Linked DNA regions of Homo sapiens: region 1 is linked to region 2. A link is a contact called in ENCODE Hi-C or POLR2A ChIA-PET data. All regions are on one chromosome and are shown on one strand. The core of a region is the stretch at or near the end of the contact, and the rest is flanking DNA. Distances in the headings are between cores, read along the strand shown. Region 1 has its middle 38 kb from the start of CCR4. Region 2 overlaps CMTM6 (CKLF like MARVEL transmembrane domain containing 6).

Evidence for each region. Hi-C counts contacts between places; a loop is a spot of excess contacts on that map. ChIA-PET counts read pairs that join two places held with the same protein, here RNA polymerase II (POLR2A). Pooled maps may share reads with other maps.
Region 1: POLR2A ChIA-PET joins it to region 2 with 18 read pairs in activated T-cell. The contact joins two enhancer-like sites. A Hi-C loop is called at or near these places in 3 of 50 pooled maps. POLR2A ChIA-PET finds 5 or more read pairs at or near these places in 3 of 52 experiments (Caco-2, activated CD4-positive, alpha-beta T cell and activated T-cell).

What each region holds. Positions count from the first base shown.
Region 1 is chr3:32,909,883-32,917,458 of GRCh38, reverse strand. No RefSeq gene overlaps it. Among named protein-coding and RNA genes, the nearest start is that of CCR4, 38 kb to the left of the region's middle. Within about 2 kb of position 3,283, at least 8 of the 41 ENCODE cell types and tissues checked have a DNase peak (open chromatin) inside an H3K27ac peak, as active enhancers do.
Region 2 is chr3:32,492,253-32,499,895 of GRCh38, reverse strand. All of the region lies in intron 1 of CMTM6 (CKLF like MARVEL transmembrane domain containing 6), which reads left to right. Among named protein-coding and RNA genes, the nearest start is that of CMTM6, 6.8 kb to the left of the region's middle. Within about 2 kb of position 5,700, at least 2 of the 41 ENCODE cell types and tissues checked have a DNase peak (open chromatin) inside an H3K27ac peak, as active enhancers do.

The DNA.
Region 1 (7,576 bases), core at 2,034-4,533, 420 kb before region 2:
TGTCTGTGCACTTTATTACTCTTGGTCGAGAGACAAGAACCTGGAACTCACCAAGCTGCAAGTGGCAGAAATGAAACAGCTGTAGCACCCTGCTCACTGGACTATGAGAGAAAGAGAACTGTAACATGCTTCCAGTTGCCAAGCTACAGGGGTGAAGAGCTGCGACTTTTCTGGGGGCTCAGACCTCAGGACTCCCCTAGCAAGAGCTGTAACATCCCTTTGGGCTCCGCACTTGCTAGCATCTCTGAGTTTTCATGCACCACCACATTCCCCTCATCGAGACACTGCCGCTGTGAGTTCATCCCTCACCTTGGCCTCCTGCACCTGCAATAGAACCAGTCTTCCAACGTTTCACTCATCCCAGCCCCCTTATAAACAAAACAAAACCCCATAAAACAAAACCACCAAAATGAGCTCCAGGGCCCCTTCCCTTCTCTTAGAACCCGTTTGTCTTTGCAGGACTCTGGTCCCAAATGAACTGGGTTCCTCCTCACCCACACCTCCCCCATGTAATGAGCTCATCCCACTTCTTCCAGAATCTCTCCCAATCCAGAGCCATTTTTCCTTTGCAACCCCAACCCTGGGTCTGGAGAATTGGAGTCTTAGGCCTGGATTTTCTCTGCCTTTGCTTAGCTGTGGTAATTTATCTTGAAAGGTAATGAGAAATTTATATGAAAGTAACTTTTCATGCAAAAAATTAGCCAGGCATGGTGGCGGGCACCTGTAGTCCCAACTACTCGGGAGGCTGAGGCAGGAGAATGGCGTGAACCCGGGAGGCAGAGCTTGCAGTGAGCCGAGATTGCGCCACTGCACTCCAGCCTGGGCGACAGAGCAAGACTATGTCTCAAAAAAAAAAGAAAGTAACTTTTTCTTCTTCTTTTTTTTTTTTTTTTTTTTTTGAGACAGGGTCTTGCTCTGTCACCCAGGCTGGAGTGCAGTGGTGCAATCACAGGTCATTGCAGACTCCCTCCTCCCTCCTGGGCTCAAGTGATCCTCCCCACCCAGCCTCTCGAACGCTGGGACTACAAGGGTGTGCCACCATGACCAGCCAATTAAAAAAAATTTTTTTTTGTAGAGATGGGGTCTCATTATGTTGCCCAAGCTAGTATCAAACTCCTGGGTTCAAATTATCCCAGCCTCAGCCTCCCAACGTGCTGGGATTACAGGTGTGAGTTACGGCATCTGGCCTCTCCTTCTTTTCTTATGTCACTACTTCCTTAAAGTGTTTTTCTGGGAACACTTCCTGATAAAAACACTTTTAAGGCCGGGCGCGGTGGCTCACGCCTGTAATCCCAGCACTTTGGGAGGCCAAAAGGGGTGGATCACGAGGTCAGGAGTTCGAGACCAGCCTGGCCAACATGGTGAAACTCTGTCTCTACTAAAAATACAAGAAAATTATCTGGGCATGGTGGCGGGTGCCTGTAATCTCAGCTACTCAGGAGGCTGAGGCAGGAAAATCTCTTGACCCCAGGAGGCAGAGGTTGCAGTGAGCTGAGATGGCGCCATTGAACTCCAGCCTGGGCAATAAGAGCAAAACTCTGTCTCAAAAAATAAATAAATAAATACATAAAATTTAAAAATAAAATAAATAAATAAAAGCATAATTCGTTAAATTTGTATTGCTTACTAAATTACAAATATCTTACATAGATTTGTTCATTTATTCTTCAAATATGTATCGAGCGTTTATTCCATACTGGACACTGTTTTAGGCAATGTGAATACAGCAGTGAATGAGCTCAATGAGGAAGAGGTAAAAAACGATAAGCCAGGCGAGGTGGCTCACACCTGTAACCCCAGGTTACAGGGAGGCCGAGGTGTGTGGATCACTAGAGGTCAGGAGTTCAAGACCAGCCTGGCCAACATGGTGAAACCCTGTCTCTACTAAAAATAAAAAATTAGCCAGGCGTGGCAGCAAGTGTCTGTAATCCCAGCTACTCGGGAGGCTGAGGCAGGAGAATTGCTTGAACCCGGGAGGCAGAGGTTGCAGTGAGCAGAGATTGTACCACTGCACTCCAGCCTGGGCAGAGTGAGACTCTGTCTCAAAAAAAAAAAAAAAGATAAATCAATAAACAAGATAATTCAAGCTAGTGATAACTGCTAATAAAAATGAGAAAGAGGCCGGGCACAGTGGCTCATGCCTGTTATCCCTGCACTTTGGGAGGCCAAGGTGGGCGAATCACCTGAGGTCGGGAGTTTGAGACCAGCCTGACCAAAACGGAGAAAACCCGTCTTGACTAAAAATACAAAATTAGCTGGGCATGGTGGCACATGCCTATAATCCCAGCTACTCAGGAGGCTGAGGCAGGAGAATTGCTTGAACTGGGGAGGTGGAGGCTGGGGTGAGCCGAGATCCCGTCATTGTACTCCAGCCTGGGCAACAGAGTGAAACTCTGTCTCAAAAAAAAAAAAAAAAGAGAAAGAAAAAGAAATGTTCTCTGGGCGAGGTCACCCATGCCTGTAATCCCAGCACTTTGGGAGGCCAAGGCAGGCAGATCATGAGGTCAGGAGTTCGAGACCAGCCTGGCCAATACGGTGAAACCCCGTCTCTACTAAAAATACAAAAGCTAGCCAGGCATGGTGGCACATGCCTGTAGTTCTAGCTACTTGGGAGGCTGAAGCAGAAGAATTGCTTGAACCCAGGAGGCAGAGGTTGCAGTGAGCTGAGATCGTGCCACCGCACTCCAGCCGGGGTGATAGCGCAAGATTCTGTCTCAAAAAAAAAAAAAAAAAAGAAATGTTCAATAAGTATTTGAATATGTATTTGAATATCGAATGAACTAATGAATAAGTAAAGGAGCATTGCCAAAGCCTCTAGTCTGAGAGTGAAACAGTGGAGGAAGCCCTCCCTGGAAGGAATGAAGAGGTGGCAAAGGGAAGCCAGTGGTAGGAAGAGAGGAGATCGGTTCAGTTTGACAGCATGTTGAATTTGGTAGTGGCAGAAGTTTCCTGGAGAACTGACAAATATAAAAATGACCTTTTAGGTGCAAACACACATGCCTGTCTGGCACGATCAAGAATAAAAATACTTAAAGCAGAAAAGAACCCAGATGAGTAAGGAGTGGCTCTTCAAATACCAAGGGTGGTTAATTGGCCTGTTTCTCAACTGGGCAAATTGCCCCACTCACAAGAGGCACACACCGGGGTATTGCTCTGTCTCCAGCATGCGTTCTCATTCCTCAGAAGTGGACTTCTGCCTGCGTCTTGGCCTTGCTTTTGGAACAATGTCCTGGAGGGAGATGTTTTCAGGAGACATGTTGTGTGGAAGATGTAGCAATAATGGGTGGTGCTGGAATCACGACAGAGCTTGTCTCTCAGAGAATCTGCCAGAATTGGCTGGGAACCTTGACATGCTGGCACCTGCCCAGCCCTTCTTTGCATGAGGGACGTGGAACACTGTATTCTGGGTGGGTCCCTCACCCCTTCTCTTCTCATTCCCATCACAAACCTTAAAGTTGTGGGCACATTCCTAAACCGAGTTGCCAAACCTCAAAAGGAGATTGCTGAGTCCAGATTAGAGGCCGTGTTTCAGTCTCCACCCCACTCTACCCCATTCTCACTAAGTACTCATCCCAGTGCCAGCCCCACACAGATAACCAGTGCCTCATCTGGCAAAAGGTGGTCCATGCTGCTGTTGAAATCTCCCTGTACAATAGGTTCTCCCTCTGGCTAGGACATAGTGTAAAAAGTTAAAATTTTCAGATTAGTGCCAGTTAATTCAGTCCAAAGAAAATACTGTCTTTAGCCTTTTTTTTTTTTTTTTTTTTTGAGATGGAGTCTCACTCTGTCACCCAGGCTGGAGTCCAGTGGCGCCATCTAGGCTCACTGCAACCTCTGCCTTCCAGGTTCAAGCGATTCTCCTGCCTCAGCCTCCTGAGTAGCGGTGATTACAGGCACGTGCCACCACGCCTAGCTAATTTTTGTATTTTTAGTAGAGATGGGGTTTCGTCATGTTGGCCAGGCTGGTCTTGAACTCCTGCCTCGGCCTCCCAAAGGGCTGGGATTACAGGCATGAGCCACTGCGCCTGGCCTGTCTTTAGACTTCTGTAGCAAGAATAGCACTTACTACCAGAAACAGAAACTGGATCTTGTATATGAAAGCCATTTCTTTTTCTTTTTCTTTTCTTTTTTTTTTTTTTCCGAGACGGAGTTTTGCTCTTGTTGCCCAGGCTGGAGTGCAGTGGCGTGATCTCGGCTCACTGCAACCTCTACTTCCTGGGTTCAAGCAATTCTCCTGCCTCAGCCTCCCGAGTAGCTGGGATTACAGGCATTTGCCACCACGCCTGGCTAATTTTGTATTTTTAGTAGAGATGGGGTTTCTCCATGTTGGTCAGGCTGGTCTCAAACTCCTGACCTCAGGTGTTCCACCCGCCTCGGCCTCCCACAGTGCTAGGATTACAGGCATGAGCCACCGTGCCTGGCCTCATTTTTTTTAATTTAAAAATTGTTTTGGCCAGTCACGGTGGCTCACGCCTGTAATCACAGCACTTTGGGAGGCCGAGAGGTCAGGAGTTTGAGACCAGCCTGGCCAATATGGTGAAACCCGTCTCTACTAAAAGTACAAAAAGTAGATGGGCCTGTAGCCCCAGCTACTCGGGCAGCTGACACAGGAGAATTGCTTGAACCCGGGAGGCAGAGGTTGCAGTGAGCCAAGATCGCGCCACTGCACTCCAGACTGGGCACAGAGCAAGACTCCATCTCAAAAAAAAATTGTTTTTAAATTTTTTGTAAGCAAGGTCTCACTCTGTCACCCAGCTGGAGTACAGTAGCACTATCACAGCCCACTGTATCCTGGACTTCCTGGCACAGGCAATCTTCCCATCTCAGCCCCCTGAGTAGCTAGAACTAGAGGCTTGTTCCACCACACCCAGCTAATTTTTTCATTTTTTTGAAGAGATGGGGTCTTGCTATGTTACCCATGCTGGTCTCAAAATCCTGGCCTCAAGTGATGCTCCCGCCTCAGCCTCCCAAAGTGCTGAGATTACATGCATGAGCCACCACACCTTGCCTGAAACCCATTTTAAAACATATTGAGAATGCCTGACCATAAAAGTTGTCAAGATTGGCCTCCATCACTAAAATAAAAGTTGACAACTTTTGAGAAAAACACCAGGAAATTACTCCACCCAAGAAAACAAAGTTGTTTTTGAGTCACCTGTTTTAGCAGGCCTCAAGGGGTTGGTTCAGCAGAAAACACATTCACGTCACAAAACTCAACAGGCAAAAGCATGTGACTACCCAGCCAAACCATGTGTCTGTATGACTTTTGACTAAAAAGGTCTTATTCACATTTGTCAATATTGCAGAAAGTATCAGGTTCCAAACCCAGCCCAAACTCCACTCCATATGTCTTCTTCCTCCCTACAAAAGAGTTCCTTTCCCAACCTCCTCACTTCTTCCAGGACAGCCTTCATTCTGCCACTAGGCTAAGAATAGAGAATCAAGAATAAATATAAGCCATAACCCTGCTTTCAAAAAACAAAACTGCTGGAAATGTGGCTCATGCCTGTGATTTCAGCACTTTGGGAGGCTGAGGCAGGAGGGTTACTTGAGGCCAAAGTTCAAGACCAGCCTGGGCAACATAGCAAGACCCTGTATCTAGAAAAACTTAAAAAAGAGTGCTCACCTTGGCAGCACATATACAAAAATTAAAAAAAGAAATTATTTGGGCATAATGGCACATGCCTGTAGTCCCATCTACTTGGGAGGCTGAGGCGGGAGGATTGCTTGAGCTCAGGAGGCCGAGGCTGCAGTGAGCCATGATTGTGCCACTGCACTCCAGCCTGGGCAACCGAGTGAGACCCTGTGTCAAAAAAAAAAAAAAAAAGAAAAAGAAAAAAAGAAAAGAAAAGAAAAGAAAAAGGGCTGGGTGTGGTGGGTCACACTTGTAATCTCAGCACTTTGGGAGGCTGAGGTAGGAAAATTGCTTGAGGCCAAGAGTTTGAGACCAGCCTGGGCAATATAGCAAGACCCTGTCTCATTCTTTTTTAAGGTATAAAAATGTTAACAACAACAACAAAAAACCACAGTCTTGTTGAGAGAAAAAAGAAAGATCAACACTGGAAATGGTAAGTTAACTGAGAAGACAGTAATTTGTTTTAAATTGTCAGAAAGAGACTTAGCAAAATGGACTCTAGTGAACTTTTTTCCGATCTTCCATTACTGGAAAATCTAATGATCAGAATGTCCTAGATAATGCCCAAACTAACTTACCACTCTTCACAAATATGAAGATTTAGAAGGAATGAGCGAACACACCACAAATCATTTTGCAAGTAGGAACATGGCCCCAGCTTGTGTGTGAAACTGCTAGAGGTCAGCCACAAGTTCAGTCTCCAAATGGACCATCTGGCTTTGCTTATGTCTATGAATGCAGTTTACCTCCCACACCATCTAATATTCACCCTTCACCCTGAATGCAAGAAACATTTGTTATTGAGAGGGCACTAAGAAATCATGTCAAATCATATCAAATGATATCAAATCATATCAAATCAAATCATATCAAATGAAATAATGAGAAAATTAAGCCCACAGATTTATATGAAAAAGGACAATAGCATCAAAGGCAGAACTACTGAGGAGACTCCTCAGTGAGAGTGGTCCAGAAAAGAGCTCTGGGAAACAATATCCCAATGAACAGACAAAAATAAGCTTCAAGAAATAAATTTTATTAAACACTTTTTTTTTTTTAAGATGGAGTTTCGCTCTTGTTGCCCAGGCTGGAGTGCAATGGCGTGATCTTGGCTCACTGCAACCTCCACCTCCCAGGTTCAAGCTTCAGCCTCCCAATTAGCTGGGATTACAGGCATGCGCCACCACGCCCGGCCATATTAGCCACAGTCAATAGCCTATGCTCCTGGAATGGAGGGCAGGTGCTTGGTGCATGCAGAGTTCATGCTACCTGCACTGGATGTCCAGGGGCTCATGTAGACCTCTCTTTGTTTCTTTATCATGAACTTTAAATTTTTTTCTCTCCTTTCTTTTCCCCCTAGTGGAACAACTGACAATCTTCTTAGAACAACTAAAAAAGCTGAAAAAATACTGAAAACATCCCACTGAAGGCCTCAGTGAGTTAACTAACTACTGAAGAATTATTAGAACTTAGAAAAAACAGGAATCCAGAAGTTTAACTCAGCTCTTTGGGAGCTTTGTCAATTATTCAAGAGGTAGCCAAGAGGCTTTTTGCTCTTTTGACTACCTGTACGGCTAAAAGGACAAAAGTCAGAGTCCGGGGCCTCTAGAGGAAGGTATGCCTGGTAAACACCCTTAACTTTGAGTTTGCACTCTGAAGAGCTGCCCTGTAGCATTAAAGTAGACCAGGTCTCACGGATCTGAAGCCAGCTCCAAATCATCTCAAGCCCCAAAAACTGGTGATCCCCACTGTTAGTGCCCAAGGTGTCTGGTGAGACTTTCTGACTCTCTAGCCTAGTCTAGAGAAAGATGACACTATTTTATGATTCAAACAATGCCTCCAAACAGGTTTTGAAATACAATATCTAACACAAAGTGACCAAGCACACAAAGAAATAGGGCCGGCGCAGTGGCTCACACCTGTGATCCCAGCACTTTGGGA
Region 2 (7,643 bases), core at 4,451-6,950:
CTCTGAGGCTCCATGGGGTTTGCTATTACAGAACTGAATTGAATATTGAAGGGATAGAGAGTGGAGCCTGTACACAGAGGAGATTAGAGATAAAAGAACGTAACTTCTCTATCTCTTGAAGTTAACATAGCTGTGTCTGCCATTTAGATATGACCTAAGTTTTGTTAAAACCCTAAGCATCCCCCAACTACCATCCACCCTTCCAGAGCTTAAGAAGAAATACTCAGTTGAGAATTTAGTGTAAGGAGTTACTGGAGTCCTAACTTTATGCAGTTTTTCAGTTTATACTATCCTTAGATTTGTCCACATGTTCATGTTTTATTTTGTGAATGTTTTTGAGGGAGTTTTTGTTTTAAGGGGAGAATTGACGTTTGGTAACCTAATTGCTTGCTGATACGCTGGTGCAGTGACCTAAATATGTGGAATTTTCTGTGCAACAAGCTCCACATTGTATCCATGCTGTCAGTTGACTATCCTGATAGCTGCACAGTACTGGAATTCTAGTCGCTCATCTGGCAAGCAGTTTTAGAAATCGCCAGTGATTTTTCAATATATTACATTATAAATAATGTTACCCTATAAGTACCAAGAAACAGATTACTTGGAAGCATTTCTTATATTGATGCTCTTTTCATTATTTAAATATGAAAACTGATGTATAGTAAATTGAAATGTTCTATTTTTACCTTGAGGAAGATCCCGTAATGTCAGCAAATTATATCTGAACCTTTGTAAGAGTAAATATTTGCCTAAGGCAAGGGAGGCCTGGCCTGTTTCTTCAGACCAATGGATTTTTAAATTTGAACTTTACTTATAACTACAAAGTTTTTAATAGTAAAGTTCATTAATTTATAATTCATATCATTTTGTAGATGGAGCTTTATAATTAATGGCAAACATTTAAAAGTTCTTTTTATAAAATATAAGTAGTAGACTGTTAAATTAATGGAGAATTCGTATTTAATATAGTGACCGTTTTAAGGAACACTTGAAATTTCAGAAAAGGTAGTGAAACTGAGGCCGGGTGCGGTGGCTCATGCCTGTAATCCCAGCACTTTGGGAGGCCGAGGTGAGCGGATCACAAGGTCAGGAGATAGAGACCATCCTGGCCAACATGGTGAAACCCCGTCTCTACTAAAAATACAAAAATTAGCTGGGTATTGTGGCGTGCACCTGTAATCCCAGCTACTCAGGAGGCTGAGGCAGGAGGTGGAGATTGCAGTGAGCCAAGATCGTGCCACTGCACTCCAGCCTGGCAACAGAGCGAGACTCCATCTCAGAAAAAAAAAAAAAAAAAAGAAGGGGTAGTGAAACTGAAATGGAGAGATAGAGGCAGGATAGTAATTATCCAGTGTTTAAATCACCAGAACTGTAAGATCATGTTTTAGTCACTGAGACTTCCCAAATCTGTTGATGTTAGCAAATTGTTTTTAATGTATGATTTAATACATTAAAGGAAATATACAGAACTGTGGGTTTAACTTCAAAAAGCCAGTCTTACAGGGAAGACCTACACAAACATACATACTCGTAAAAGGAATTTAACAAACAGTATTTCATGGGGAGAGAGGAAGTACAGAGTGGGAGTCAGAGACTTGGGTTCTTGTCTGTGCCGAGCTAACTTGGGGCTTAACCTGTCAGTAGCTTAATTCCATCTTTGTAAACGTGGGAGTGGGAGACTATATCCGCTAAGGGCCCTCCTGACATTAAAAGCTTGATAATTCTCTTAATTATATTTGGGTAAAATTTTATGTCATTAGAAGGAGTTACATTGGGTATACAGTTGTTAAGTACTTAGCTTAATATTCAGTAAGCAATATTTAGTATGATGACTTCATGCTATTAAGAACAAAACTGTTTACCAAAAAATAATAATTGAGCCTTTTTACTTATGGGTTATGTTTACCATGAATTTCTTAGCTAATTCAGTGACATTTTTTCTCTCTTCCTATTTTTGACCACTTTGGCATTTAATGCTGGTGACCACTCATTTCTCGAAATTGTTCCTTCAGCTTTTACACTTTTTTTTTTTTTTTTTGAGACGAAGCCTCGCTCTGTCACCCAAGCTGGAGTGCAGTGGTGCAGTCTCGGCTCATTGCAACCTCTGCCTCCCAGGTTCAAGCAATTCTCCTGCCTCAGCCTCCTGAGTAGCTGGGACTACAGGCGTGCACCACCATGCCCGGCTAATTTTTGTATTTTTGATAGAGACGGGGTTTCATTATGTTGGCCAGGCTGGTCTCAAATTCCTGACCTCGTGATCCACCCGCCTTGGCCTCCCAAAGTGCTGGGATTACAGGCGTGAGCCACCGCGCCCGGCCAACTTTTACACTTTTTTCTTTTTAATACAAGAAAGTGTCTGCTTACCAAAAAAAAAAAAATCAACTAAAAATATTAAAATAAAACCACTTTCCCACCCCTCACACTACCAGGTGTCACGGTATGAGTAACAGTTTGGAGTATGTTTACTTGCTGCTTTTTAAGGAGTTTTTTCTTTCTTTTTTTTTTTTTTTTTTGAGACAGAGTCTCGCTGTTGCCCAGGCTGGAGTGCAGTGGTGCGATCTCGGCTCACTGAAAGCTCTGCCTCCTGGGTTTACGCCATTCTCCTGCCTCAGCCTCCCGAGTAGCTGGGACTACAGGCGCCCGCCACCACGCCCGGCTAATTTTTTTTGTATTTTTAGTAGAGACGGGGTTTCACCATGTTAGCCAGGATGGTCTTGATCTCCTGACCTCGTGATCCGCCCACCTCGGCCTCCCAGAGTGCTGGGATTACAGGCGTGAGCCACCGCGCCCGGTGTAGGAGTTTTCTTTTTTTAAAAACACTTCCTGTGGCTTGCTGATAAGAAGTTAGTTGCTCTTTTCCCTCCTACACTCGGAACTGTAGAATTCCTTTAGGCCCCACCCAATCCTCTGTTCCTCCTGTTTTCTAACCTACTAAACCAGACAGGTGTTCCCTCCTGCCTTCATCTAAACATCCATATTCCCTTGCATGATCATCACACAACCACACCCAACTCCTAAACCATTTTTTTCTTCATCCCCATCCAGTTAGGTCAGTTGCCTTATTATCATTTTTGGATTTACTATGCAAATTCTTGCCCTTATGAATATGTTCTTTTTCATCCTCCACCTAGAATTAGAATGTCCTCTGTCTATCCAGGTTCTGTTTGTGTCTCTGCCTGGTTTGAGTCCTGCTTTTCCACTCATCCTTCTCCGGCTCCTTCGAACATTTTCTTGAGATTTTCTAACCTACATATAATGAATGCTCAGTTAATGTGGTATAAAATATATTGTTATTATTGTTTCTTGTACATTGAGCTTATTACTCCATCATTTGTATCTTCCTATACGTAGAACAGTGTTGGAGTGTTGCTAGTTCAAGTACACTTTGAGCTAGCAATTGCATAATGCTGTGGGAGCTTACAAAGGTTAGTAGCCTCAGAGATGGGTAGGCAGAGAATTTTTTTTCTTTTTTTTTTGGTAGAGATGGGGTTTCACCATGTTGCCCAGGCTGGTCTCAAACTCCTGAGTCCAAGCAATCCTCCCGCCTTGGCTTCCTAAAGTGCTGGGATTACAGATGTGAGCCATCGCATCTGGCCGACAGAATTTCATATTGACTATAGCTTGTAGTGCCAATTTGTTGGCCTTTAACTTGAGATGGGAGCTAGTAAATGTCCACACTTTTTTTTTTTTTTTTTTTGAGATAGTCTCGCTTTGTCACCCAGGCTGGAGTGTAGTAGCGCCATCTTGGCTCACTGGAACCTCTGCCTCCTGGGTTCAAGCAATTCTCATGCTTCAGCCACCCAAGTAGCTGGGATTACAGGCATGCGCCACCATGCCCAGCTAATTTTTCTATTTTTAGTAGAGATGGGGTTTTGCCATGTTGGCCAGGCTGGTCTTGAACCAGGTTGGCCAGAAGGCCTCAAGTGATCTGCCCGCCTTGGCCTCCCAGAGTGCTGGGATTACAGGTGTGAGCCACTGTGCCCTGCCAGATGTCCATACTTAATATTGTACTCCTTGATTCTCTTAAGATGTCCAGGCAGAACCTGCTTCCTGCTATTGCTCTGAGGCAATAGGTCAGTAAGGTCAGTAGGAATGCCACCTGTTAATACGTTTGGAATAGGACTTGTAATGACTTGAGACTGACTGCTTCTGGACAAGCTGGATCCTGTCTTTTTTTACTGAAAGTAGACAAGCAGCCTATGTCTGTCCTACAGATAACCTTTTATTGCCATATAGCCTTCACACATGAGTGTGCCTAATAGTCTAATTGTAAAATGAGTGGTTCAGCTATTCCCAGACCCTAATTAGAGTTTTAGGCTGGTATCTTCTCTCAGTTAATTGACTTTTATACAACCGAGGTATATTTTGTAAATTTCTCAGAGAGAAACTTTTAAAACTTGGACAAGATTTAACATAGAGGCAAGAAAAAGGCAAGTGAAATGTTAGATATTTAGTATTTTATTAGACTATAGTCATGTTAGAACTCATCCTGTAAGTATGATTATAGGAGACTAAGGAAGTATCTTTACACAGTGGCCCTCTGGGATTTATCTTGGTGTTGTCACTTTATATCCTGTGGTGTAATGATTGGGAATGCCTTACCTAACACCTGTCTGAAGGAAGTTGTTTGGGACATGCTGGGCTATTTCATGCTTCACTAACTTACAGGAAATCAGAGAATGTAACCATTCATGTTACAATTAGACTATTTTTTTTCTTTTATATAAATTCTTTGCAGTTGTGGGGATGTATACATTTTGTATAGCCAGTAGAAGGGAGAGGAAATCCCTTAAAGGTTTGGATACCAGTATAGATTTGAATTACTATTTTTTAACTTTTTATTTTGAAATTATTATAGATTCACAGGAATTGCAAAAAAAAAAAGTACAGGGAGGTCCCACATTTGTATGTGCATGTGTGTGTAATTCTATGTAATTTTACCATGTGGATAGCTTTCTATAATTACCACCACAATCAAGACACAGAACTGTGCCATCAGCAGAGGCTTCCCTGTGCTACCCCTTTGTAGCCACACCTTTCCCCTTTCTCTTGGCTGCCACTAATTTGTTAGCCATCATTATTATTTTTATTATTCTAAGAATGGGCTATGAATGGAATCATGCAATATGTAACCTTTTGAGATTGGATTTTTTTTTTCCTTTGAATAATTCTCTGGAGATTCATCTAGGACATTACATATATCAAGTTTGCTCCTTTTTATTGCTAATATTCCATGGTATGGATGTACCACAGTTTGTTTTAACCATTGGACATCTGGAATGTTTCTAGTTTGGGGCTACTATGAATAAAATTGTTATAAACATTCACGTACCGGTTTTTGTACAAATGTTAAGTTTTCATTTCTCTGAGATAGTTGCCCAAGAGTTCTATTTCTGGGTCATATGGTAGATATATGCTTAGTTTTTAAAGAAACCGCTGAACTGTTGTTTGTCCCTTTTTAATGAAAATGTTTTGTAGGATAAGATATTTACTATTACTATGAAATGTATCTGTTGATTTTGGTAGCAATCTTGTTGCCATTAACCTGTCTGGTTGCTTCTACTGGCCTGACTGGAGTGAGAAGGGAATTCCCTTTAGCCTCTGACTTAGGTCATCAGTCATTTTGATGGTTTCGGCCCTCAGCAGGAAATTCCCTCAGCTTCCACAAAACCCACACAAACTGCCCAAGCAAAATACTCTTCTTCACTCTCTTCCCTTCTATTTCTAGAGAAGAGTTAGCCCCAAACCTGAGCCCTGAATCCTATCTTTAGAGAGCCATTTTTCTACCTATGTCTTTAGACCCACCCATCTTACTGGTTTCTGCCTAAGTATTTAAACATGCTCAGTTCTCCCATGTTGAAATTCCCTTCTCTTTGACCTCATCCACTACTGCCCTATCTGGCCATTCTTTCCCAGCCACACTTATTGCCTATGCTGTCTCTCCTTCACTGCCTTACCCTCCCCTTACTTCCCAATATACAGTATTGTAATCGAGCTTCTCTCCCTGACTACCCTGGAACTTTTCTTGCTAATGTCACTGGCAACCTTCTTATAGCTCAGTCTAAGGTAGGTGTTTCAGTGTTGTTCTTACTTGACCTTTAAGTAGCATTTAGCACTCTTGATTACTTGTGTGTTTGTGCATGTGTGTGTAAATACTTTTTTCTTGTTTACTACCCCTTTGATTGCTGCTGCTAGTTGTCCTTTGCTGGTTTCTTCCCCTCTGCATATCCCGTAAATCTTCAGATTCCTCAGATTTCCACATAAGGCTATCTTTCCTCATTTGAGTCATCTCACCCTCCCACTCTGCCAGCTCCCACATCTTTATCTGCATCTTAGACCTCTCCTTTGAGCTCCAGACCTTATATTCATTTGCTTTCCAACTACATCTTCACCAAACTCTTCCACAGACCTCCTCAATCACAGCATATTTAAAACTGAATTTCTTCTCTCCCTAGCACCCTTGCCTTTTAAAAAGAAAAAAACCTGACTCTTTTTTCAGTGAGGACCAGTATGTTAGTACCACATATACAGCAGTTGGAAGTAGTTAAAACCCACTTGCGTGTAATTGAGTTGCCAATTTAACCAGAGTTAACATTCTCCACTCACCATACCAAGCATCCTGACCTCACACCAGTCACCCACAGCCTGCCATGGCCAGTAGGCATCTCATTAGCACTCTAGAACTCTTGCTTCTGTCATCAGTTGAGTTGTGTTGTTCCCATACTGGTTTATGCTAACTATACTTTTATGGCCATACAGTTAAATATTACAAAGCTGAAACTGAGTGTTAAAATGAATTGTTTCTTTAAAACTAAATTGAATGCTTTGGAAAGACTGAAAGATAACTTACTACAAGATTTATCTGCCATGGAATTAAGGAAGAGCAAGGCAACTGTAAAAGGCTGGTAAAATAGTCTGACTCTAGAAAGATTCTGAACTCTGTTTCTCAAGTGTTTAAGATCTCACTTCACTTCAGATAACATCAGTCTGGAAGTAGTAGTCCATAGATGATGAAAGTGATTAATGCAGAAAACATGTGGAATTCGTCAGTAGACCCATAAAGAAAATACTCACTTCAGCAGATTGTTAATAAATGTGCGTTTTTAAGTTAAAATGTTTAAGGTACACATGTGTTATCTTGTGTTCCATATTATTTGTATGCATCTTGTCTGATATGAGCTTTTGCATCTTGTCTGATAAGAGCTTCTGCTGCATCTCTCAGTGATTGCCACTCTTCTCTATTGCTGCTCCCTAGTCGCTATTATTTGCCCTGATTTCCTACATCAGCTTCCCAGTTGGATGTCCGCCCCAAGGTTTGCCTTACCTCTGGTCCCTTCTCCATATTGTAGCCAGTGAGAACTACTGAAAGCATACACCTGATCATTGTCAACCTTTACTTTAAAATCCAGACTCTTAATTAACGAGGACATTTAGATCTGGCCTCAGCTTACCTCTCTAGCCTCATATACTAATTTTTGTGCTGCCATTCTCTTCCCTTAAACTCTATACTTAAGCCATGTTGATTTGACTCACTTTGACAGTTAAGTTGGAGGTCGGGGTGTGTGTTGTCTGTATGTTGGGTCAGAGGGCAGGTGCCATGCTCCCTCATTTCTGGCCTTTCTATATACTGCTTCTCTGCTGGG